Regions from separate parts of the Homo sapiens genome. Here region 2 is linked to region 1. A link is an interaction called in ENCODE POLR2A ChIA-PET data of the cell type or tissue named here. Cell type or tissue: PC-9. All regions are shown on one strand. Links, peaks and the distances in the headings refer to the core of each region. The heading gives the core; the rest is flanking DNA. Region 1 overlaps DST (dystonin). Region 2 overlaps DST (dystonin).

Evidence for each region. ChIA-PET counts read pairs that join two places held together with the same protein. Peaks named below come from ENCODE experiments on the same cell type or tissue, not always from the same donor. Only the 100,000 strongest peaks of a DNase experiment are listed, where the experiment ranks them.
Region 2: POLR2A ChIA-PET joins it to region 1 with 5 read pairs; 3 of 35 experiments call an interaction of 5 or more read pairs at or near these places.

What each region holds. Positions count from the first base shown.
Region 1 is chr6:56,687,843-56,699,726 of GRCh38, reverse strand. It overlaps DST (dystonin), which reads left to right. Exons shown (of 104, transcript NM_001374736.1): 9 at 1-74. Among named protein-coding and RNA genes, the nearest start is that of DST-AS1, 150 kb to the left of the region's middle. In PC-9, for the core only: no CTCF peak of the experiment used is centred there; a DNase peak (open chromatin) is centred at 5,506; H3K27ac peaks cover 4,508 bases.
Region 2 is chr6:56,796,685-56,808,568 of GRCh38, reverse strand. The region is part of intron 4 of DST (dystonin); the gene reads left to right. Among named protein-coding and RNA genes, the nearest start is that of DST-AS1, 41 kb to the left of the region's middle. In PC-9, for the core only: no CTCF peak of the experiment used is centred there; no DNase peak of the experiment used is centred there; H3K27ac peaks cover 81 bases.

The DNA.
Region 1 (11,884 bases), core at 1,506-9,505:
GAAATGATGACATAACAGATGGAAATCCCAAATTGACTTTGGGATTAATCTGGACAATAATTTTGCACTTTCAGGTAAGCCCAAATTTTCTTAATTTCAGCATCTAATTGCTAGTTTTCAGGTGGTTCCTATGAAGGGTGAATGATGCATTCATGTTCTATGGAAGAAAAATAAATTTCAAGCTTCTTTCTTTAAGTAATATATTTGAATTGTTCTTTTAAGCAACATGCTGCTTGTGAATCTGGCAACTAGTTTCCTGTTCTTGATAAACTTAAATGTAGTTTTAAAGACAATGTCTGTTATCTCAGAGTTGGAAGACATATTTCTTTTTATTGACTGGAGACACACTTTTTTTGCTCATTAGAAAGTATTACCTGTTTTAGATACTTAAATGTTTTATGATTAGTCCTTATTTAGAATGTTTTTTAGTAATACAGGTTCTTAGCACTGTCAACTATTTCCTCCTTTGATAGACACTAGATGGCAGCATAATTATAAAGAGATGTGAAGAAGAAAAGTATTCATGTTTTATGCAGAGCTGTGCTTTCTCTCTTTAGATTTGAGGAAAATGCAAATTTATTGACTGAATTATTATCTAATAAACCTGAGCCAATTGAGGACCGATTTTGATTTAGTTTTGGGGAAGTGATACATTAAAAAGAATCTTCATTTGATTTAAGGAGATTCCTAACTTTAGAACTTGCTTTAGTTTACTAACTGCTGGTCTGCTTAAGAAATGTTCTGCTACTAGAGGTGGGAAGGAGGGGGAAAAGGGCATGGGCTGAAAAACTACCTATTGGGTACTGTGCTCACTATCTGGGTGATGGGATCATCTGTACCCCAAACCTCAACATCACGCAATATACCCATGTAACAAATCCGCACTTGTACCCCCTGAATCTAAAATAAAAGTTTAAATTATAAAAAAGACCCAGAAATGTTCTGTGTGCAGCACAGAGCCTGACCCACAGTAGGCACTCAGTACATCTTACCAATAGATTACTGTACAGTTGGATCTTGAAGGAGGAAGTGATCCTTTGCCAGCTTCAAAAAGGACCTGGGGTTTTGAAACAAATCTGGTGAGGAATAAGACTTTTTTAAAGGCTGGGCGCGGTGGCTCACGCCTGTAATCCCAACACTTTGGGAGGCTGAGGCGAGTGGATCATGAGGTCAGGAGATCAAGACCATCCTAGCTAACGGGTGAAACCCCGTCTCTACTAAGAAATACAAAAAATTAGCCAGGTGTGGTGGCATGCACCTGTAGTCCCAGCTACTCGGGAGGCTGAGGTGGGAGAATCGCTTGAACCTGGGAGGCAGAGGTTGCAGTGAGCTGAGATTGCGCCACTGCACTCCAGCCTGGGCAACAGAGCGAGACTCTGTCTCAAAAAAAAAAAAAATTTTTTTTTTTTAAGTTGGCTGAAATACAGGTTACGTAGACAAATGGTGGAGAATAATGTACCTGGGGGGCTTGTTGGGAACAGGATAGATTTGACAGGTATGGAGAGCTACAGGAATCAGAGTCTAGGTAGGTCTAGGACCTGAACAGAGGCAGCTGAATAGTTTCAGCAGAAGGACATTCATGGAGATCCAGGTAATCAAAGGAAAAGGTGTTAGTCAGCCAGACTACAGGGCAGCTAATACAGGTGAATATCCACTTAGCTGAGCTGTTAATGTCAGGGAGAGCCAGTAACCAGAACTGGAAGCCAGGACCCCAAAGGACTGAGGGCATTACTGGAATCAAAGATATTGAACCTAAGTGAAGGCAATAATTTGGCATGAAGCGCAGAACCAGACCTTGTTATCAGAATTGGGTAAAGTCTAGGTAGAACTGGCCAAAAAGTTGATTTCATATGGAGTTCCTCAGTGGCTTTGTCAGGGATCATTTAAGTAGTCCTAAGTGGATCAGATCCTAGAGCTTTTAGCAGAGTTGAAACTGCAAGAACCCCAGACGGGAAAGTCAGAGGTCTATTGGAGAGAATCAATCACTTCATCACCAGCTGGTGAGGTAGGCTGTGTCTGAATTTTGAATGTTAGACGAAGGATCACTGGGGCAATGGAAAGCATTCAGGCTTCGGAGGGAGGTAGAATTAAGTTTCGTTCTTGGCTCTTTTACTTACTGTTGTGATGCCAGTCATGTTACTACTTTGAGCTTAAAAAAAAATGTGTTTCTGTTCATCACTTTCCTTTTTCCGTCCATCACTTTCCATTTTCTGTCCATAAATCTTTTTCGGTGACAGGACCTGTGCTGGAGTCTCTCTGAATCCATTCTGGTTTGGGGGCTGCCTGATTCTCAAATCGTTTTTTGCTCAATTAAATTTTGCTAAATTTTAAAAAATGTGTTTTAGGAAACAACATCCATTAAAATAGATAGAAATGAGCAGAGTCCATAGTGAGAGAGATAAGCTGTGAAGCTGAGGTAGTGATAAAGGTCAGGACTCAGTTGGGGATGCAAAATTGAATAGAAGAGGTCACACTTTCCAGGAAGAAAGAAAGGGACTTGGACACAGGGCATAGAGGGTGTAGGAAAGGGATTTGTTAAAGATAACAAAACTTTTTAGCCTGAGAGATTACGAAACAGTAGACTACTGAGAGACACAGGGGTGATGCTAGGGGGAAAAGCACTTACTTTCTGGGTGGGCTTGATGGGATGGTGGGATATCCTGTGCCTCTGTCTGCTGAGCAGTTGGAGACATGAGTGGAGCTGAGAAGCCAGAGGTACAGATATAAACTTGGAGAAGTTATCACTACACAAGTGATCACTGATTTTATCGGAAAGAAGGGATCTTCAGGGGACCCAAGAGAAGAGCACAGATGGAGAAGAGATGGAGCACTAAGGATAAAAATTTGGAGAAGGCCTGCGGGAAAAGATTCTGCTGAGGAAAGAGAAAAAAGGAGCATTTGGAGAGATGGATGAAGTAATAGGAAAATGTACTGATGAAACCAAGGGAAGAGAATTTCAAGTAGAAATAATGGTGAGCAGTATGAAATGCCACTAGAGACCACAAGAAAATTAAGATGGAGTAGAGGTCAATAGTTTGTTCTAGAAAGAAGACATTGGAGACCCAAGCTCCTGGGAGCAGAGACTAGAAAATAACAAGCCAAAAGGGTTGGGAGGTAGAAGCAGTGTATTTAGAGGCTGAGTTTGAGAAAATTTAAAGCAAAAGTCTTCAAAAAGGAGTTATATACTAAGAGAGCCCTTTGGGGTTCAGCTGCCTTTGGAGGAGAGAGGAAGACTAGTCACAGAAGTATCAAAAGAAGTTTTGCGGGCCGTGCACGGTGGCTCACACCTGTAATCCCAGCACTTTGGGAGGCCGAGGCAGGTGGATCACCTGAGGTTGGGAGTTCAAGACCAGCCTGACCAACATGGAGAAACCTGGTCTCTACTGAAAATACAAAATTCGCCGGGCGTTGTGGCACATGCCTGTAATTCCAACCACTTGGGAGGCTGAGGCAGGAGAATCACTTGAACCCAGGAGGCAGAGGTTGTGGTGAGCTGAGATCACGCCATTGCACTCCAGTCTGGGCAACAGGAGTGAAACTCTGTCTCAAAAAAATAAAAAAAGTTTTGCTTCTAATATACTGTGGCATAGTGTTCTAGAATCCATTGTATTTTAGGGCTTTAATTATAAGATGATGTAACAAATTATCACCAATATTCATAAATTAGACCAAAATCTATTTGGAATGGAACACATCTATGTTTTGGTTAAATGGAAATGTTCTCTCTTATTTAAATGAAATAACTTTTTTTAGTATGACAATAACTTGAGATAAGAATTGTTTTTTGGTTATGCCAAGATATAAAGATTTATAGCAGTGGTAATCATCCTCACTCAGAGTGACTCAGCCTTTTTCTCTATACTTTACATAAATAATGGAAGCAATTTCAAAAGACCAATTGTTTTATTTTAACAATATTTGTTATAGCATCATAAATGGAATCTGTTTTTCAGTCAGGCTTTCTGAAGGTAAGCATTATCATTACAGTAATCCTATATCATTAGCCACCACATGCTAGATCCAGAGATACTAAGGTAATGAAGTATATTGTTCTGTTTATTGGGAGAGTGTCCATGAAATTAACTATAACATAGGGTGATGAATATTATTGGTGATATAAATGAAAATAGAAATGTATGGGAAAGGAGCATTGTAGTGGGATCTGAATGGCTTTAGAGAATGTAGGAAATTTTCACAGATACTAGAGATAGGCTTTGAAAGATGAATGCCAGTAACCAGGCAGACTAAGTTGGGCCATTTCTGGGAGAGGTAGCAGTGTATATGGCCTAGAAATGGACAGCTGCTTAGTTTGGCAGGTGTATTAGTTCATTTTGTGTTGCTGTAAAGGCATACCTGAGGCTGAGTAGTTTATAAAGAACAGAAAAGAGGTTTATTTGGATCATCATGGTTCTGCAGGCTGTATAAGAGACATAGTCCTGGCATCTGCTTCTGGTAAGGTCTCAGAAAATTTTTCAGTCATGGTGGAAGGCAAAGGGGAAGCAGGATTGTCACATGGTAAGAGAGAGAGAGAAGGAGGAGGAGGGGTAGGAGGTACCAGGCTGTTTCAAACAACTAACTCTTTTTTTTTTTTTTTTTTTTTGAGAGGGAGTCTCGCTCTGTCGCCCAGACTGGAGTGCAGCGGTGCAATCTTGGCTCACTGCAACCTCCACCTCCTGGGTTCAAGTGACTCTCCTGTCTCAGCCTCCCAAGTAGCTGGGATTATGGGCACGCATCACCACATCTGGCTAATTTTTCTATTTTTATTAGAGGCAGGGTTTTACCATGTTGGCCAGGCTGGTCTTGAACTTCTGACCTCAGGTGATCCACCTGCCTCGGCCTCCCAAAGTGCTGGGATTACAGGCATGAACTGCCGTTGCTGGCCTCAAACAACTAACTCTTAAGTGGGTAAGAACTCATTACTGTGGGGATGGCCGAAAGCCGTTCATGAGGGAGCCGCCCCTGTGACCCAGACACCCCCCACTAGGCCCATCTCCAACATTGGGAGTCACATTTTCAACATGGAATTTGGAGGGGACAAATATCTAAACTTCATCAGCAGAGATGGAGGGAAGGATTGGGGGAGTGCAGATCACTGGTTGCCCCTCCATCATGTTAGTACAAATATCAGCCATTATACATTTATAGTCTCTTGAATAATGTACCACTCATTACCTTTGAATACACTGAAAATCAAGTTAAAAACAAAAAAAAATCTGGGACCTTATTTTTACCAGCTTCTCTTCTGGGATGTTCAGTTTTTGCTACCGGAGAATGTTTTTAAATGATTAAGGAAAATTTTACAATGCAGGATCTGTTATTGACAAACATCTACAGTATCATTGCTAACTTGACTAACTGAGTATTCTTACTTAGTAAAATATAATGAGTTCCATCTTTTGATCAGTCTAAAGACTACCTAGTGAAAGGCAATTATTAATTTTTTTAGTAGTGAAATGATTTGTACTTATGTGTAAATCCATTTCATGCTATTCTAATTTTTTTTTTTTTTTACCATATCTATGACTCAGTGTTAGAAATATGCACACCTTAGATAATCAAGTCTCATACTGATTCATTATTTTTCCAGCAAGGCCCTCATAAAAACTGTATAATATTTAACTAGGGTATGATTATAAAAGTTACATATAAAGTTTAACTACATATATATATATGTATATATATATATATGAATGCACATATATTTCCTTTTGCTAAATCTTTCATGCTTTAAATTATATAATTTATCTATTTGGTATCACATTAAAGTCCTAATAATTAGATAAGGTCATGGCTTGGAAATTTATATTATTTGAAAAGTATTATAAACTATTTTAAAAGATTGATTTTTTTTAGAAACAATTTTATTAGAGAATTATAAGCATTTAGCACTTATCTCTCCTGCTAGCTATTGAATCAGCTTATTATTTTTTATGACTTGTTTTGAATAAGAGTCTTAATAAAATTTACAGAGATCTTTGAGCTTTTGATGTGTTTGTGTGCAAGTACCAAAATTAGTTGGTATTTCTTAAGAAAAAAAAATATATGGTAGAGGGTAGAGAGTCTCTGAAATTCAATTTGAAAGGCACTTTGAATCCAAATTTGAAGGGCACTTTCCTAAATCTCTCCTGACTGGTGTTTGCTTTCTTTTTGCTCTCATTCGTTGAACCACCAAATAGTTTCAAAGGTTAAGTGCAAACTTCATTAGTGTATCTGCATTTCAGAAAACCGAAGGTTAAAAACAGTCATAATCTTCTCATACAGTGAAGCTAAGGGTTTGCCTTGAGAGCTCATCAGTGTTGTAATTTGACAGTGAGCAGTAATGTTTGTCTAAGAGGATTGGTGGCCAGAAATAAGCCACAGTGTCTAATGAGACACGGACCGGCTGGGCAGGATGCCACGGCATTTCTTGTGTGTGCCTTTCTCATAAGCAAAATGGCCTCAGACTGAAGAGGATGGTCATAAAGTCTGTGTGGAACAGATGTCAGAGTGGAATTTTCAGACTTAATGGAGAGGATCTAAGTAAGCTCTGGATTTTGAAATGAGTGAATCTATGGAGCTGTGATCTCCTACAAATCAAATGGGGAATGTCTGTGGATGTGTAAGAGCTGAGAAAGAAGAACAATATGTAGATCCTGCCAAAACTCCTTTGAACCCTGAAAAATACTCTCCTGGAAGAAAATATTTCAGAAGAAAACCGATCAAAAAAACTGGAGGTGACAAAGAGTCAGTTGGGGCAAACAATGAAAATGAAGGCAAGAAGAAGAGCAGCAGTCAGCCTTCAAAAGAACAGCCAGCTCCTTTATCCAGGGGACTGGTACAGCAGGAATCTGTTACCCTAAACTCTGCACTGGGAGATGGTATTCAGCAAAAGAAGACAGAAGTTGTAGCTGACAGCGTTAAACAGAAACTTCTGCCGAGTGCTGTAAGCAGTTGGTCTGACTGTGTGAACACTTCTCCTGCTAAAGACAGTGAAACAGAAGTAAAAGTTAGTGAACTGGATGAAAGGATTTCAGAAAAAGACAGCACTCCATATTGCGCAAAGAGGAAGAAACATTTAGATGATGTCAACACAAGCGAAATAACATTCCAGGAAAAAACTGATGTTTTTTCTTTCCGAAAGGCAGCCAGCTTAAGCTCTATTCCCTCGGGTATAGAAAGATCACTCGAAAAAAGTGGGTTTCCTGAAGACCCACCAAAAAGTTATAGCAGTATTCAAGAAAAGCAAAACACTGAGAGATTTTGCCCTCATGCAACACAGCATTTTCAGTTTAAAAAAAAGAGATGCCATTCCCTTTATACTAGTATGTCCTCTGTTTCTAAGGACACAGATGGAAATGAGGTAAGTGAAATGTGGAGTCTGAGTTCAAGTAAATAAGTGTTCCAGGTGCTCACATCAGACTGACATCTAATTTGTCTTTTATAAAGTTATTTTCATATTAGTGTATGTAAAAGCCATAGAGTTTCTGTTGCGTTTTGTTAGTAGCCTCAGGTTTGATTGTTATGATTTTATTTTTGTGCTGTGCACATTCTTTGACCACACTTTAATCTAAAAATCCTGTACATTTTCATTATTGGTGGAAGACTTTAAAAAGCACTACAGTAAGAGAGTGCATATCTTTTGAATTTTTCTGGTTCATGATTCTTGACTTTGCCTGTGGAATAGCCTGTGGAAGCTTAGTTGGACTGTAGGTAAAAGTTCAATTAGAAATAGTCATGAGAAGACAATAGCTTTGTAACAAATAATAGGATACTGTAAAATTATCAGTCAATACCGACTTGCTGATTCATGAGTTTGAAAAGCCAGATTCTGGTTCTCTGTTGATTTTCATGTGCAGAAACATTCACATAATTGCTGTCAATTCTGTGCATATGTTTTGAGGGCTAGGGTACATCTTTTCCTTTATGTTATTCCCCAGCCCCAGTCTAAAATCAGAAATTGTTAGGGTAGCATGCCATAGGAATTTGAAAATGACACAGACTACTAGGAAGTTGAGATCTTTATTCCTAACACTGATATTTAGCTTTAGACAAGTTACTTATCTGGGGTTTTTACTTGTCTTTAAAATATAATTAGATAGGTATTTATTTAATTGCTCAAAAAATGTATTATCCACATAACCTCTACATGTTACTACTCAGGAGTTGATGGCTTTTTCTTTAAGCTATTCCTAACTTTATCTTTTAATAAAAAATCTGAACATAAAGAATATTTGTGATGTTAAACATTCTTGGCAAGGTCATTGTATCAATGAGCAGAGATCATTTGCATAATGATAGAATGAGGTTTTATGAGGGTTAGTGTGCGCCATCATCACTGACCTTGGTTTCTGAGTTCTCCTGAAGGTGTCCTGTTTATATACACCGCTACACCTTGCCAATATTATGCCATCAGTTCTGTTTATATTTTACAGTGGTTATATTTTAAAAAGAAAGCATTCAGTCTGTGTCATTATCTATGTAGCTCTGTCATAAAGCCTAGTGCAAAAGAAAACTACTTGACTACTATATGTTTATGAATATAAGCACTTGGTTTAATTTCACATATGTTTTCCAGCATAATTTGGCTTCAAGTAAGCTGTACATTTTTGCATTAATGGAAATTTTTATAATCTGTTTCCTTAGTGGTACATTAGCCTTTCCTTCAATGGAAAATATATGTGGAAATAAGTCATAAACTGACCAGTCAGATTTGCGAAATAACTGTAATGCAATGTATATAAAGCCTGACGTCTTCTAGGTTAAAGCTGAATGGGTAGTCATTATATTATCTGAAGGGTTTGACATCTCATGTCCCTGTAGTTCAGATAAAGACTATTTATTTATTCTGTGGCACACAAAGAGTCCAAATCAAGAGTTTAGCTATTCCTCTTAGGACATTCTTCCTGTTACCTTGGAGGTGTTTGACTCTGTTTCTTAATTATCTTTGGTTGGAAACTTCCACAGAACTCTTTATCTTGCATTGGATTCTACATTTTTCATTGGAGAATTAGTTGCAAATGAGAGCTTCCAGCCGCTTCATTGGCATTTCATCCCGGAAATGACTGATTAACCAACATTCCTTTTGTTTGTTCTTTTTCATAGCTTCCCTATGTGATCAGTTTTTGCTCTGAGTTGCATGTAGGGTTGGACTTAACTTTTGAGTTAACTTCTAAGTAGAATAGTGTACAATTTTTTGAGCTTATCTTAACCTGACTTGATCTCCCCTAGTCCTGTGACATTCATCATTCTCAGCCTACTTCCCTTTTGAGTCGTTGCAATGACATGCTGACCTAGAGTGGTCTTCCTGGTTCAGGGGGCTCTGTGGAGGCCATTCATCCAGCCCTTCCTGCTGCATATAAATGTTATCAACATGTTATATTTTTATTAGGATAAGTAGGTAAAAAAGGAGTATATTAGATTTGTATACTGCTTTGGAATTGGAATAATGGTTTCAGACACATCGCGTCATTTGATCATCCAAACAACTCTATGAAATAGGCAAAATAGACTATGCCTCATATACAGAATGAAAAAATGGAAACTCAGGTTAAATAAATCCTTAAGGCAACATGGTAAATAAGATTACCTGAGTTAAATTATGGCACGACATCCCACTTGTTTTACTTGTCAATGAAATTTAAGGGAGATTGCTAAAAAGTTAGAGCAGGAATTGATGTTAATAGTGTCATCTGTGAAGGATATGTTATAAACAGGTGGCAGAAGGTAGATCCTTTTGGGAGACAAGGAGTAATGAACTTAGTGTTTGTACCTTTTTCAAGGATCTTCTGTTTGTCGAAGACTCACCTTGTACCTTGTGACAAGGTTTCCTACCTTTGTCCTTGAGCTCTTTCCAGAAAACATTCTTTTTTCTTTAGTTTCACAAATCCCACCTCTTCCCAGTTTTGTTAAGTTGATATTGGCAAAGATAGTTGTTTTCATCATCTGTAGACTGTGGGTTCTCTAACCTGGCCATATACATGTAAGAGTCATCTGAAGATATTTCAAAACAGATAGATGCCTGGATGTCACCTACAGTTATTCTAATGTAATAGATAAGGGTGGGTGCTCTGTAGGTGATTCTAAGGGTCAGGACGTTGGATAGGGAGCTTTTTACTATTCTTATTCTGCAGCAGTACTTCTCAAAGCCTGGCCCCAGGGTCCCTGCAGGAGAATCCTCTAGATTGCTTATTGAAAAACACCTTGCTTGAGATTTAATTTAATCAGAATATCTTCTGTCATGAGACAGTATTGTATATGTTTTAGGCACCTGCTCGTGTGTTTTTAAAAACACACCAGATTTAGAGAATCAGCATCACCTTAGCTTAGTATTTGCCATTTCATTTTCTTCTTAATGTAGGTTTTCTGATAAGCAATGTGGACTACGGGCCTGGCAGGCAGAAGATCGAAGTTCTTCTAGTCAGGCTTTGCCACCAGACAGCTGCATGACTTAGGCAGTCTTCTTTATTTCTCTAGGTCTCAGTTTCATTTTCTATAAAAGGAGGATACTGTACTAGATCATGATTCTACTGCTAATAATAATGCTATTTGTTGAGTCCTGCTATATTCCAAGCACTCCCCAACTACATTTATCTTCAGAGCAAGTCTCTGAAGTGTTCTGTTATGAGCTCCATCTTTATAGATGAGGAAACTGAGTCTCAGGAAAGTTAAGTAGCTTACTCAACTCACTTAACAATGAGTGGTACAGCTTTGATCTAACCCAAAATTGTCTGCCAGGCTGAACTGTTACCTGAGGCAATTTACCCTCCTTTTCCTACATACCTCTTTTCCAGTTTTAAATTTCTGTGAATTCATGTGCATAAGTGTATGCCTTTTTGTTTGTCCAGTGTTATTACTCCTCTCTCTTTCCCTCTCTTCCTTTATTTCTTTATGAAACATTTATTATGTATTGAACCCAAACTAGGCACTCAGAGATAAGTAAAACGTAGCTCTTTTCCTTGTGCATTATATCTCATTGTTTGTTCATAACAAATGACAGGGACCATGGCTGTAAAGTTAGTCACCTGAGAATTAGTCACCTGGGGTGATGATCAGGAATAAGTTTAACTTCTCAGCAAACCATGTGGTGACTCTATTAAGTAATGAAAATTGAACTGCATTTCTGTTCCTTTCCATCCTTTGGTGAATTGCTAATGAATAGTGCAGTGGCCTAAAGTAAAGAAGCCGAAGAGAGAAGGTTAAGAAATGAGTGTGGCTGTTGTACACAATATATTGTCAGTCTCTGAATAATGAAGAATTGAATATTTTTATTACCTTGGCTTTTGTATTTAAAAAACTTTGAAAAAAAATTAAGAGCTATCTCAGAATGTGAGAGGAATTACATTCAACCTACCTGAAATATATTTATTCATTATTTTTTTCTCTCACCAACTCTTTTATGAAGCTTAGACTATAAAATTTATGATTGGAATTCAAGGACCAGGATAAAATCTGAATGTGTTTAGCCTTGCTCCACAGATCTTGAAGACGAAGGTCATTCATTCTATAATTGACTAACTCATTTCTTGCTGAACCATTTTATCTCTTTCTTTAAAAATGAACATTCATATTGATTTCTCTTGACTATTTCTAGTCATTTAGATTTCATAACCAGTTTGTGAAAATATAGTTTTAGAATAATTGTATAGAATTTGGGTCCCTATCATCATGATGCCTTTCTCTGCCTTTTAAGTTAAATGAAGGACATGCACAGTTTAAATCCTTGGCTTTACAAAAAAAGGTAGCCTTTCCCCTCTGTTTGTATAAGTAAATGATAATTTGTTCAAAGTAGTTATCAATTTAGAGCATTAGCACTTGGACTTTATCAGCTTTTTAATTACTTTTGTTCTCCATTTCACCCTTCCCTTATATAGGCAGTTTGTACCAGTTAAAATTTTAAAAATGTTTG
Region 2 (11,884 bases), core at 1,262-9,261, 110 kb before region 1:
TTATTATTTTCATTTAGGAAACAATTACAACATATTAGATAAATGGTAAATCATTTTTTACCCTTTCTTCTCCATGATTTAAAAAATAAGAATGGAAAACATGAATTTTACATTTTTTTCCCACTGCATTAAGTTTTATTATTACTGTGGTTTGTTTTTATTTCAAACTTTTCATGTTTCATGTCTCTCAACGCTTTTTGTCCTCAAACTTTATTGCTGGAGTATTTAATAGCAAATATAAACGATTCCTATAGACTTTTGTATTTTTGAGAAAAAAGTAGCAGCACGGACAATCTCAGTTGGTTTTTTTTTTTTAAACAAAGTACTGTTTTTCAAAAGAAACTATAACAAACAGTTGTGGACTTTGTTAGGGCTTGGGTAGGTGGGCCAGAAGTCATGGGGTGTTACTTGGATGACGTCATAGCTCAGGGTCTGGTTCTTAGCCCAGGGAGACTCACCCTTTCTAGGTAAACAAACTCCAAGGTGCCTGATGTTTAAACCAGAACTTGTTTATTAACGTATAGTGAAAAGAATTCAACAGCCAAGTGGTTTGGACATTCATGTTGGATAGAAGACTAGTACATTTTTTTCTATCAGAAAATCTGTATGAGAAGCCATAGTATGCCTGGAATTGGAAGTAATAGGAATTATGTTTTGACCAGCAAAAAATTTTTATTGGGATGAAGTCCAGCCTACCAATTTTTTTCTTTTGTGGTTCATGCTTTTGATGACATGTCTAAGAAGTTGTTGCCTAACTCAAGATTATAAAGATATGCAGCTACATTTTTTTCTAGAAGTTTTATAGTTTTGTCCCTTACATTTAGGACTGTGGTCTGTTTTGAATTAACTTTTGTGTATGATGCTAGGTAATATGCTAGTTACGTATGAATGTCTAGTTTTTCCAGCACTATTTGTTGAAAAAACTGTCCTTTCTTCCGTTGAATTAACTTGGCACCTCTGGGAAGAATCTGTTGACCCTATATTGCTAGGTCTGTCTGGACCCTGTTCAGTTCCATTGACCCGTGTGTTTAATTTTATGCCATTACCACACCATCTTGATGATGATAGCTTTAAATGTTGCAATCAGGTAATGTGAGTCCCAGTTTGTCCTTTTACGTAATTGTTTTGGCTAGTCTGTTCCTTTATATTTCCATGTAAATTTTTAAATCAGTTTATCAGTTTCTATAAAAATGTTTGCCATGATTTTGATTGTAATTGTGTTGAGTCTAAAGATCAGTTGGGAGGCTGGATGCAGTGGCTCACACCTGTAATCACAACACTTTGGGAAGCCAAGGTGGGTGGATCGCTTGAGCCCAGGAGTTCAAGACCAATCTGGACAACATGGCAAAACCCTGTCTCTACAAAAAACACACACCTCTAGTCCAGGCTACTTGGGAGGCTGACATGGGGGGACTGCTTGAGCCTGGGAAGCGGAGGTTGCAGTGAGCTGAGATTGTGCCACTGCACTCCAGCCTGGGGGACAGAGCGAGACCCTGTCTCAAAAAAAAGGTCAGTGGGGAGAAATTCACAAGTATCAATATTGAGTCATTTGATCTATGAACGTAGTATATATTTAGATCTCCTTTAATTTCTCTCAGCCATCTTTATAGGTATATAGAGCTATAGGTATATTATATAGACTCATATCTGGGTTCAAATCATGGCTCTGTCACTTATGGAGTGACCTTGGTCAAGTTTCTTAGCTTCTGTGAGCGTCATCTTCCTTGTCTATAAAATAGGGATAATATGTCATTGGTTTTGTCTAAGGGTTAAGTGAATTGATGTATGTTAAAGGCCTAATGTTATGCCTGGCAAAAAGTTTACTGCACAATACAAGTTGTTGTCATTATTATCATCATTGTCATCTTTACCATCAAGTAATGATGGCCTGTTGGATCCACCTCTGCCAAATAGTTATTCTTGCCCAGCAACCAGATGGTTAGTAGCAGCTGCTCAGGGCTCCCTTTATGGTCAGCATGGCTGATGAACACTGCCACACGCTTGCTTTTAGGGCCTCTCTTTTCTCTACTCCACACTACCATTCATTCTCCAGCTGTAGCTGTTTACACATTCTTCCTTTGGATTATGTTAATACCATTGATTAGGCCACAGCTTTCCTTGCATTTAGTCCAGTCTTCCTTTGATTTTCCAATATTGCTTTCTGCTTTTGCTTGGAAGATTTTGCTCTTTTTGTATGTCACTGTCTTAATCTCTCCTACTATGTGTTTATGGGTTTAATTTTCAGAGTTTGGGGCTAGCTCACTATCACCCCATTTTCCACTGGAGTATTTTGTAGATTGGGCAATAACTTAACTAGAATAACATACTTTAAGTGTTTGCACAGAATATATATTTTTAAATTTTGCCTCATTTATGGGAAAGTGGGGGAGAAAATGATATTTTTTATTTAAAACTTTTTAGAAGATGAGATGTGAAAATAATTTGATAGTGACTAAATCAACTGGTTGTTACACTGTTATTCTCAGTCTTATGAATTCAGAAAGTCCACTGTTTTGAAATCAGAACCTTGTCACTTACCCCCATCCTAATGAGGTTTGCATGTCAGCACTGTCAGGGTCCTTCAGGGAAATGCAAAGCAATTTCTTACGGGGAGATTTGGGATATCTGTGTCTATGTGATGTCTACATTTTTGTACAGTCATGATTTAACTTCAGAAAGAGTCTGTATTTGGGACTAAATATTCTATTCCTTTCTGAATCATCAAATAATCATTACATTGTATTCAGTATTGGTTTTAGAACAAAATATGCCACTTCCCAACTGTTTAAATCTGGGCAAAGTGTGTATCCCATCTGTGTATCAGTTTCCTTTTCTCTGAAATGGGAATGATACTAGTACCTGCCTGTTTTGAGGATTAATTTAAGTTACACTCTTAGAATGGTGCCAGTAGGCACATGGTAGATAATAAATGTTAGCAGCTTATTGTAGTTCTTTGAAAAGTGACATCCCATGCTTGTCTTATTCAATAAAAATCATTTAACCAAATTGATAGTTTAACCAGTTGTTTTGCTCTTTAATCATTCTGCTTAACTAGGAAATACTGAAGGTGTTTTTTTTTGTTTGTTTTTAATGTGAATCTGTTCGTTTTTACTTAAGAGCTGGTATAACTACTGTAGTAGTTCAGGGATAGTATTTTGACTCCATGGTGATATTAACTTCAAATTTCAGTTAATAGTAAGTTCAGTTTTATTTTTTAAGATAACATGGAAATTTTGTCTTCCAATAGTGAATGTGATTTTCCAAAGACCTTGTATTTTACCTTGTTTCTATATAAACTAACTCAGTCATAAGGAAGGTATTTGATTTGCTGACACCCACATAGGAAATCAAAACTCTTGGCTGCCTCGTTTGTTTCCCCAGTCCCAGATGATTCAGTTTCTTTAGAAACTGCATGATGCACATGATTTATGAATTATTTATCAACTTAGCTTGAGAACTCTGTCAGTTGTTTAGACCTTGTTTTACAGACAAAAGTAATCTGAGTAATTTTAATGAATAAATGATGATTTGTAGAATATATATTTATTTAAATGTTTAAAATTAAATATAAAATTAAAAATATGGAAATGATCTTTATATAATCAGAACACTCACAATTTTGTACCCTAAATGAAATTTAATGAAAAATTTAGAATTAAAAGGGATATAATTTTTACATCTTGTAAAGTGAGTTCAAAATTAGTTAAGCAACCTCAGCTTGAAATGACAGCTTGAAATGACACTATAGTAGCAAAACTTGCTGATTCTACTTTTTATGAATCAGTAATGGGCGAGAAGTGTTCTTGTATGTAAGGGATTACTGATAATTATTATCAACAGAATAAAGGCTTACTCTAACAAGATCTGGGGAGGATTATAGTTTGGCTTAATACAGTTATGTTCATTTCCTCTGTGCATATGTATTTAATGGAACTTCTTTAGCGTGGTCGTTAGAGCATTGTCTCTTCTATGATGTGGCCTTAAAAAATGTACTATTGCAGTGGAATTTTAGGTAAACCTGTATTGAGCCTCAGCAGATTTTAATTGTCAAAAGAGGCTAAGATATATTAAGATTTCTTTGGAGCAAGCAATATAATATTTCTTGTTATTTCTTTCTCTTTAAATCAGTATATAGTATCAATAGTAAATTTTAGTAATACCAAAACAGTTATCTCTGTGAAACTAGGGTCATAATTACCTTAAATTTTTTTTTAACATTTATTTTTAATCTTACTTAACGACAGCTTTTCCTAGAACTGTATTTCAGAGGCATTGCAATAACCTGGTTTTCAGAATTTGGAAATTGTGTAAATCCTTCTCATTGCAGAGTCACAGATGATCTCTCTGATTACCATGCATTCAATCCTTACGGTAAAAATCTAATTGTGGTTGGAGCCCTTGGGATGTTTTACTACTTAATTATGCAATATATACACCTTAGTGTATCCTGTGTCTTGGTAGTTTGATTTTGTAAATGAAATCTATGATTTAAACAGTATATTCAAATTTACGCAGTAAAGATAGCCAGCTAAATTGTAACAATTTGGAAGACTGAATTTGGTCATATGTTTGGTATTGAGGACTTTAGATTCAGTGAAATGGGGTGGTGACCCTTGACCTTTGTTCTTTGCTTTCATTTATGTGATGGGAAAGCTGCCTTCATTTCTAACACAAATCTTCCCTTCACTTCAAATCTCCCATTTTTGGAGATTGGGTTACAAAGAAATTGTATCTGTGCTTTTCAGATTTTTCCATGAACTACAGAAATTCCTGTGGCACTGCTCCCTAGGGAGTTGTTCTAAGCTTTAACAGAAGGCATCTTAGAATAATGTAAAAGGTCGGGGTTACCACAGTATTAAAGTATTTGAACTCTTGGTCTGTCAGGATGGGAGTTGACTTTGTTGGCCAGCCTGGTCTGCCTGTAAGATTCATATCAGGGGTTGTACGAGTTGGAAAAGCATCTCCTCATATCTTTTTTATTGAAAGGGAGCTCTGCCTCTGGCAGTGCAGAAAATGATTGCGTGAAAAGTTTGATAATTATATCAAAAGAAAATGGTGGTAGTTAGGTTAAATGGAAGATGCTTGTACTCACATGGTCCCATTAAAGGCTATTCTATTGTTTTTTTTCATATTTTGCAGTCTCCTTAACATTTAAGAAACTGAAGGTGTATTTAATCAATAGTGTCACTATGATAGATATTAAGAAAGAAAAAAACAACGCCGATGGAAAACTAAGCAAAGTTACCAAGTAAGATTGCAGCATAAATTTTAAAAGTGATTTCCCAAGGAATAGGCTATATCCAGACACTTGGCTAATATTATTGCCCTTGTTCTACAGTTAATGGTAGGTACGCTGTAGTATTTTAGGAGCACAGGGTTTTACAGTTTTGGTTCTGCCAGTTAACCTAAGATTGACTTTCCTCACCTGCAAAATATGGATAACATCCACTTCCCTGATTTTTGTGAGAATCAAATGGGATGATTTATGTAAAGCATTTAGCTCAATGCTTAACACATTAAAAACAGCCCCCAAATGGCAGCTATTATTGCAGATTTTCATCTCAGCTACAGTATTTTGGATTATTTGTCAGTACTGTACTATCTTTTAATGTATGATATTCTTTCTGTGTTCTGGGCCTTCTTAAAGTATAATGATTTCCCTTTTCTCGAATTGAATTTGACCTTTTCAAAAGTCTGGAATTTACTGAAGACAAAGAATTATCCAGTGCTTTATGAATGGGGATGTTTATATTGGTTTGGCTGGCTTCCAGGTGGCAAACAACATTCAAAAGCAGACATAAATTTTTCCCTTCCAAGAGGCCACATGGTGCTCCTTTCCTGCATCAGGCTCCCATGGATATCAATGGGTGTAATGTGTGTAAAGCAAGGGAAAGGTCTTGCTACTAAAAAGTAGGGCACTGTGCTATATCAGATAAATTAGTACGTTCCCATGAGCTCATGCTTTGTCCTAAAAGATGTCTTTGTCTTAATGTCCTGTTAGAGTCTAGCTGGCAGTTAGGAGTCAATATTTGATATAATTCTCAGTGGTTGAATCCTACTAGGATGTTCATAGTTTGTGTATATATGTATATATATATACATGTATAAAACTAGTAGTATTAAAGCCCAAACAAAAATATTTATTAAAATCTTACATGCTACACTTTGTTAAAGTGTTATTGGCTGAGTTTCCCGTTACCAAATTTAAAAGGTTGACTTACATTTTTTCCCTAAGAGTTTTAAGAAAAGTGGTACTTAAATTCATAGAGCTAAGAAAATTGTTGCTCATTGTCCATGGATATCAGAAAATATAATTTTGATTGTTTATAGAATTATAAAAATTTTAATAGGGTACTCATATTGTTAATTCCATGTCATCATTCTGCTAATAATGCTCAGATTATTCCTTAAATATAAAAATTAAATAGATGAATGAAAAAACAAAAAATAGAAATGGTAGTAGATATTAAGGAATTAGAAATTGGCTTTAGTTTCTCTCTTAATAATTATTATGTGGACGGCTGGGTGTGGTGGCTCACGCCTGTAATCCCAGCACTTTGGGAGGCTGAGGTGGGCCAATCACCTGAGGTCAGGCATTCAAGACCAGCCTGGCCAACATGTCCAAACCCCTCCTGTACTAAAAATACAAAAATTAGCCAGGTGTGGTGGCACATGCCTGTAATCCCAGCTCCTCGGGAGGCTGAGTCAGGAGAATCGCTTGAACCCGGGAGGTGGAGGTTGCAGTGAGCTGAGATCATACCATCGCGCTCCGGCCTGGGTGACAGAGCAAGACTCCATCTCAAAAAAAAAAAAAAAAAAAATTATTGTGTGACTTGTATTAGTAAGATTAGAACATTAAATACATTTTATATTATCACTTCTTTAGACTTACATTGTGATTTTTTTCCTTGGGGCTTCTCAAACATTATATGTAAGTCCTTTATGAACATGTCGAGTCTTTGGGTTCTCCATGTAGTTATAAAGATGAAGTTACATATTTGGCGGGTTGGGGTGGGGAAGAGAATTTTAATTCTCTCTGGACATTTTATAAGAGAAGACATTTTAGATCCTTGACTAGCTTGTGAATAATATGTATTAAGCAAATATACACTCCCAGTATGAAAACAGTTTATAGGGCCTTTTCATATTATTATCTTATTAGATATTCTCAGATAGCGGTATTTCCTCATTCTACAGCAAACAGACCTGAGAATCAGAGAAGTTAAATGTTTTGGTTAAATTTATACAAATGACCGTGCTTAAACAAGTATCTCCTGAGTGTAAGTGAAAAACAGCCTTTGAGACTGGGGAGATACGACAATTAAATGCATTGTCGTCCTGGATGAGATCCTAAAACAAAAAGAGGATATTAATGAAAAACTGATGAAATCCATATAAAATCTGGAGTTTATGTTTTAAAAAATGTGGCAAAGGTTAAAAATTCTTTGGGGCAACATAATGTAAAAAGTTTGAAGACAACCGAACAGATTAAAATTTTGCACATGTGTGAGTAGATAGGAGGTTTTTTTTTTTTTTTTTTTTTCTCCCTGAGACAATGTTTTGTTCTGTTGCCCCGGCTGGAGTGCATTGGTGTGATCATGGCTTACTGTAGCCTTGAGTTCCTGGGCTCAGGTGATCCTCCCATTTCAGCCTCCTGAGTACCTGGGGCTACAGGTGTGTGCCACCATGCCTGGCTAATTTTTTGTATTTTTTGGAGAGATGGGGTTTCACCATGTTGCCCAGGCTGGTCTCGAACTCCTGGGCTCAAGCAGTCCTCCCACCTCAGCCTCCCAAAGTGCTGGGATTACAGGCGTGAGCCACTATGCCCAACCTTAGATAGGAGTTTTTATTTTTTTTGTTTTTATTTTTTATCAGGTTGTTGCTATATACATGGCATTGTAACTATTAACACCTCTGAAAATGCTTCTCTACAACTTTTTGAAACTTGTTGAGTTTCTTGAATCTTCCACCAGACAAAACCTAATTTTCTGTTCTAGAGAGAGGCAGATTCTTTTTCGCTGGGGATGTTCTCATCCTAGGATATCAGAGGCACCATGGAGATTGGGGATAGGAGTTTTTCATTGTGCTATTGCTTTTCATAGAGAAACTTCAGAAACAAACTAAATGCTTATCAGTATTATAATGGATAAGTTAGTGATTGTATAGTTGGGCAATTATTACTATGTACAGTTAAGAAAATGAACTAGAATTATATCAATAGAGTTGACTCTAAAGAAATTGTTAGTAAATAAAGCAGGTTGCCAGTTAAAAACAAACCTTTGAATAACTTTCAAAACACTATACTATATGCACATGATTACAAAATCAAACAGTACAGAAGGATTTATAACGAAAATGAAGTGTTTCAGTTCCCCTTCTTCCCTTTGTCTACTCGGTTCCCACAGTCTATTTGGAATTATGTTTAAATGTGTCTGGTGGTTACAGGCATATCTTGGAGATACTGTGGGTTCAGTTCCAAACCTCCACGATAAAGCAGGTATTGCAATAAGTCAAGTCAGAGAAATGTTTTGGCTTCTTGGTGCATATAAAAGTTATGCTTGTATTATATTGTAGTCTATTAAGTGTGCAATAGCATTATGTCTAAAAGAATAATGTATACACCTTAATTAAAAAAGATTGTATTGGCTGGACGTGGTGGCTCATGCCTGTAATCCCAGCATGTTGGGAGGCCGAGGTGGGGTGGATCACTTGAAGTCAGAAGTTCGAGACCAGCTTGGCCAAGATGGTGAAACCCCATCTCTACTAAAAAAATACAAAAATTAGCTGGGCATGGTGGTGCGTGCCTGTTATCCCCGCTACTTGGAAGGCCGAGGCAGGAGAATTGCTTGAGCCCAAGAGGTGGAGGTTGCAGTGAGCTGGGATTGTGCCACTACACTCCAGTTGGGCAACAGGGCAAGACTCTGTCTCAAAAAAAAAACAAAACCAAACAAACAAAAAACACAAAAATGTCCTTATTGCTAAAAAAAAAAAATGCTGAAGGTCATCTGAGCCTTCAGCGAGTCATAATCTTTATGCTGGTAGAGGGTCTTGCCTTGATGTTGATGGCTGTTGACTGATCAGGGTGGTGGTTCCTGAAGATTTGAGTAGCTGTGGCAATTTCTTAAAATAAAACAACAGTGAAGTTTGCCATATCAATTCATTTCTTTTCTTGAAAGATTTAGCTATAGTATGTGATTTAAAAAAAAAAAAAAGAGAGATAGTTTCTTGCTCTGTTGCCTGGGCTGGAGCACAGTGGCACAATCATAGTTCACTACCACCCAGAACTCCTGGACTCAAGCAGTCCTTCTGCCCCAGCCTCTTGAGTAGCTAGGATTATAGGTGCAAGCCACTGGAGCCAGCCTGTGATGCTGTTAGCATTTTACCCACAGTAGAACTTCTTTCAAAATTGGAGTTAATCTTCTCAAGCCCCGCTGCTGCTTTATCAACTAAGTCCTATGTATATTCTAAATCTTTGTTGGCATTTCAATAGTGTTCACAGTGTCTTCACCAGGAGTAGATTCTGCCTCAAGAAACCACTTTCTTTGCTGATCCATAAGAAGCAACTCCTCATTCATTCAAGTTTGCTCATGAGATTGCAGCAATTGAGTCCCATCTTCAGGCTTCACTTCTAATTCTCTTGCTATTTCCACCACATCTGCAGTTACTTCCTGGACTGAAGTCCTCAACCCTTCAAAGTCATCCATGAGGGTTTGGAATCACCTTCTTCCAAACTCCTGTTAATATTGATATTTTGACCTCCTCCCATGAATCATGAATGTTCTTAATGGTATCTAGAATGGTGAATTTTTTGGTGAATTTTTTCCAGAATATTTTCAATTGAATTTACCCATATCCATCAGAGGAATCACTATTGATGGTAGCTGTAGCCTTACAAAATGTATTTCTTAAATAATAATACTTGAAAGTTGAAGTTACACCTTGTTCCATGGGCTACAGAACGGATGTTATGCTATTAGGAATGAAAAAAACATTGATTTGCTTGTACCTCTCCATCAGAGCTCTTGGACTAGGTACATTGCCAATAGCAGTAATATTTTGAAATAAATCTTTTTTTTTCTGAGCAATCTCAATAGTGAGCTTAAAATAGTTATTAAACCCTTCTGTAAACAGATACGCTGTCATCCAGGCATGTTTTTCTATTTATAGAGCATGAGCAGAGTAGTTTTGCGTAATTCTTAAGGGCCATAAAATTTTCAGAATGGCAAATGAGCATCAACTTCAACTTCAGCTGTATTAGTCCCTAATAAGTGAGTCATCCTGATTTTTGAAGCTTTAAAGCCAGGCTTTGCCTTCTCTCCAACTATGAAAGTCCTATGTGGCATCTCCAATAAAGAGATATCTATGGTATAGTCTTCCATTGGAAGACTGTTTTGTCCACATTGATAAACTGTTGCTTAGATTCACCTTCATCAATGATTTTAGCCAGATTTTATGGATAACTTGGTGCAGTTTCTGTATCAGCAATTGTTGCTTTGCCTTGAACTATGTTATGGAGATGGTTTCTTTCCTTAAATCTTACGAACCTACTGCTAGCTTCAAATCTTTCTTCTGCAGCTTTCTCACCTCTCTCAGCCTTCATAGAATTGAAGAGAGTTACGACCTTGCTCTGGATTAGGCTTTGGTTAAGGGAATTTCTGTCTAGATCACTGAAACTTTCTCCACGTCAGCAGTAAGGCTGTTTCTTATCATTCATGTATTCACTGGAGTAGCTTTTTTTTTTTTTTTTTTTGAGACGGAGTTTCGCTCTTGTCACCCAGGCTGGAGTGCAATGGCGCAATCTCGGTTCACTGCAACCTCCGCTCCCGGGTTCAAGTGATTCTCCTGCCTCAGCCTCCTGTGTAGCTGGGATTACAGGCACCTGCCACCACGCCCAGCTAATTTTTGTATTTTTAGTAGAGATAGGGTTTTGCCATGTTGGCCTCCTGACCTCAGGTGATTCGCCTGCCTCAGCTTCCCAAAGTGCTGGAATTATAGGTGTGGGCCACCATGCCCAGCCTGGAGTAGCACTTTTGATTTCCTTCAAGAACTTCGCCTTTGAATTTACAACTTGGCTAGTTATTTGGAGCAAGAGGCCTTGCTTTTGGCCCGTTTTGGCTTTCAACATGCCTTCCTCACTAAGCTTAATAATTTCTAGCTTTTGAGTAAAGTGAGAGATATGTGACTCTTCCTTTCACTTGAACACATAGAGGCCCTTGTAGGGTTACTAATTGGCCTAATCTTAATACTGTTGTGTTTCAGGGAATAAGGGGGCCTGAGGAAAGGGAGAGAGGCCAGGGGTATGGTGGCTGGTTGTTGGAACAGTCAGAACACACATTTCTTGATTAAGTTTACTGTCTTATATGGTTGTGGCTTGTGGTGCCCCAAAAGAATTTAAAGAGTAACCTTAAAGATCAGTGATCACACATCATCATAACAGATATAATGATAATGAAAAAGTTTGAATATTGTGAGAATTACCAAAATATAACACAGAGACAGGAAGTGAGCCCATGCTGTTGGAAAAATAATGCCATTAAACTTGCTTGACACAGGGTTGCCACAGTATGTAAAATGCAATATCTGCACAGCACAATAAAGCCAAGTGCAGTAAAATGGATATGCCTGTACTTCTGTATTCTAAATAAAATGCTTATGCTGTGATTTTTAGAAAAATATGCAAACTGCAGACATTTGCTCTTAATTCCTGTTAAAATAGATGAGGATTTACTCTGCTTATAGTCCCCTCCCTTCCTTTCTCTCTCCTTCCTTCCTTCCTCCTTCCTTCTCTCCCTCCTTCCTTGTTACGTTACTACAGTATATAACAATATTTATTTTTTAAAATTTAGTTTTTTAATCAGATTGTTTATGTAGATAGTTTAAAACT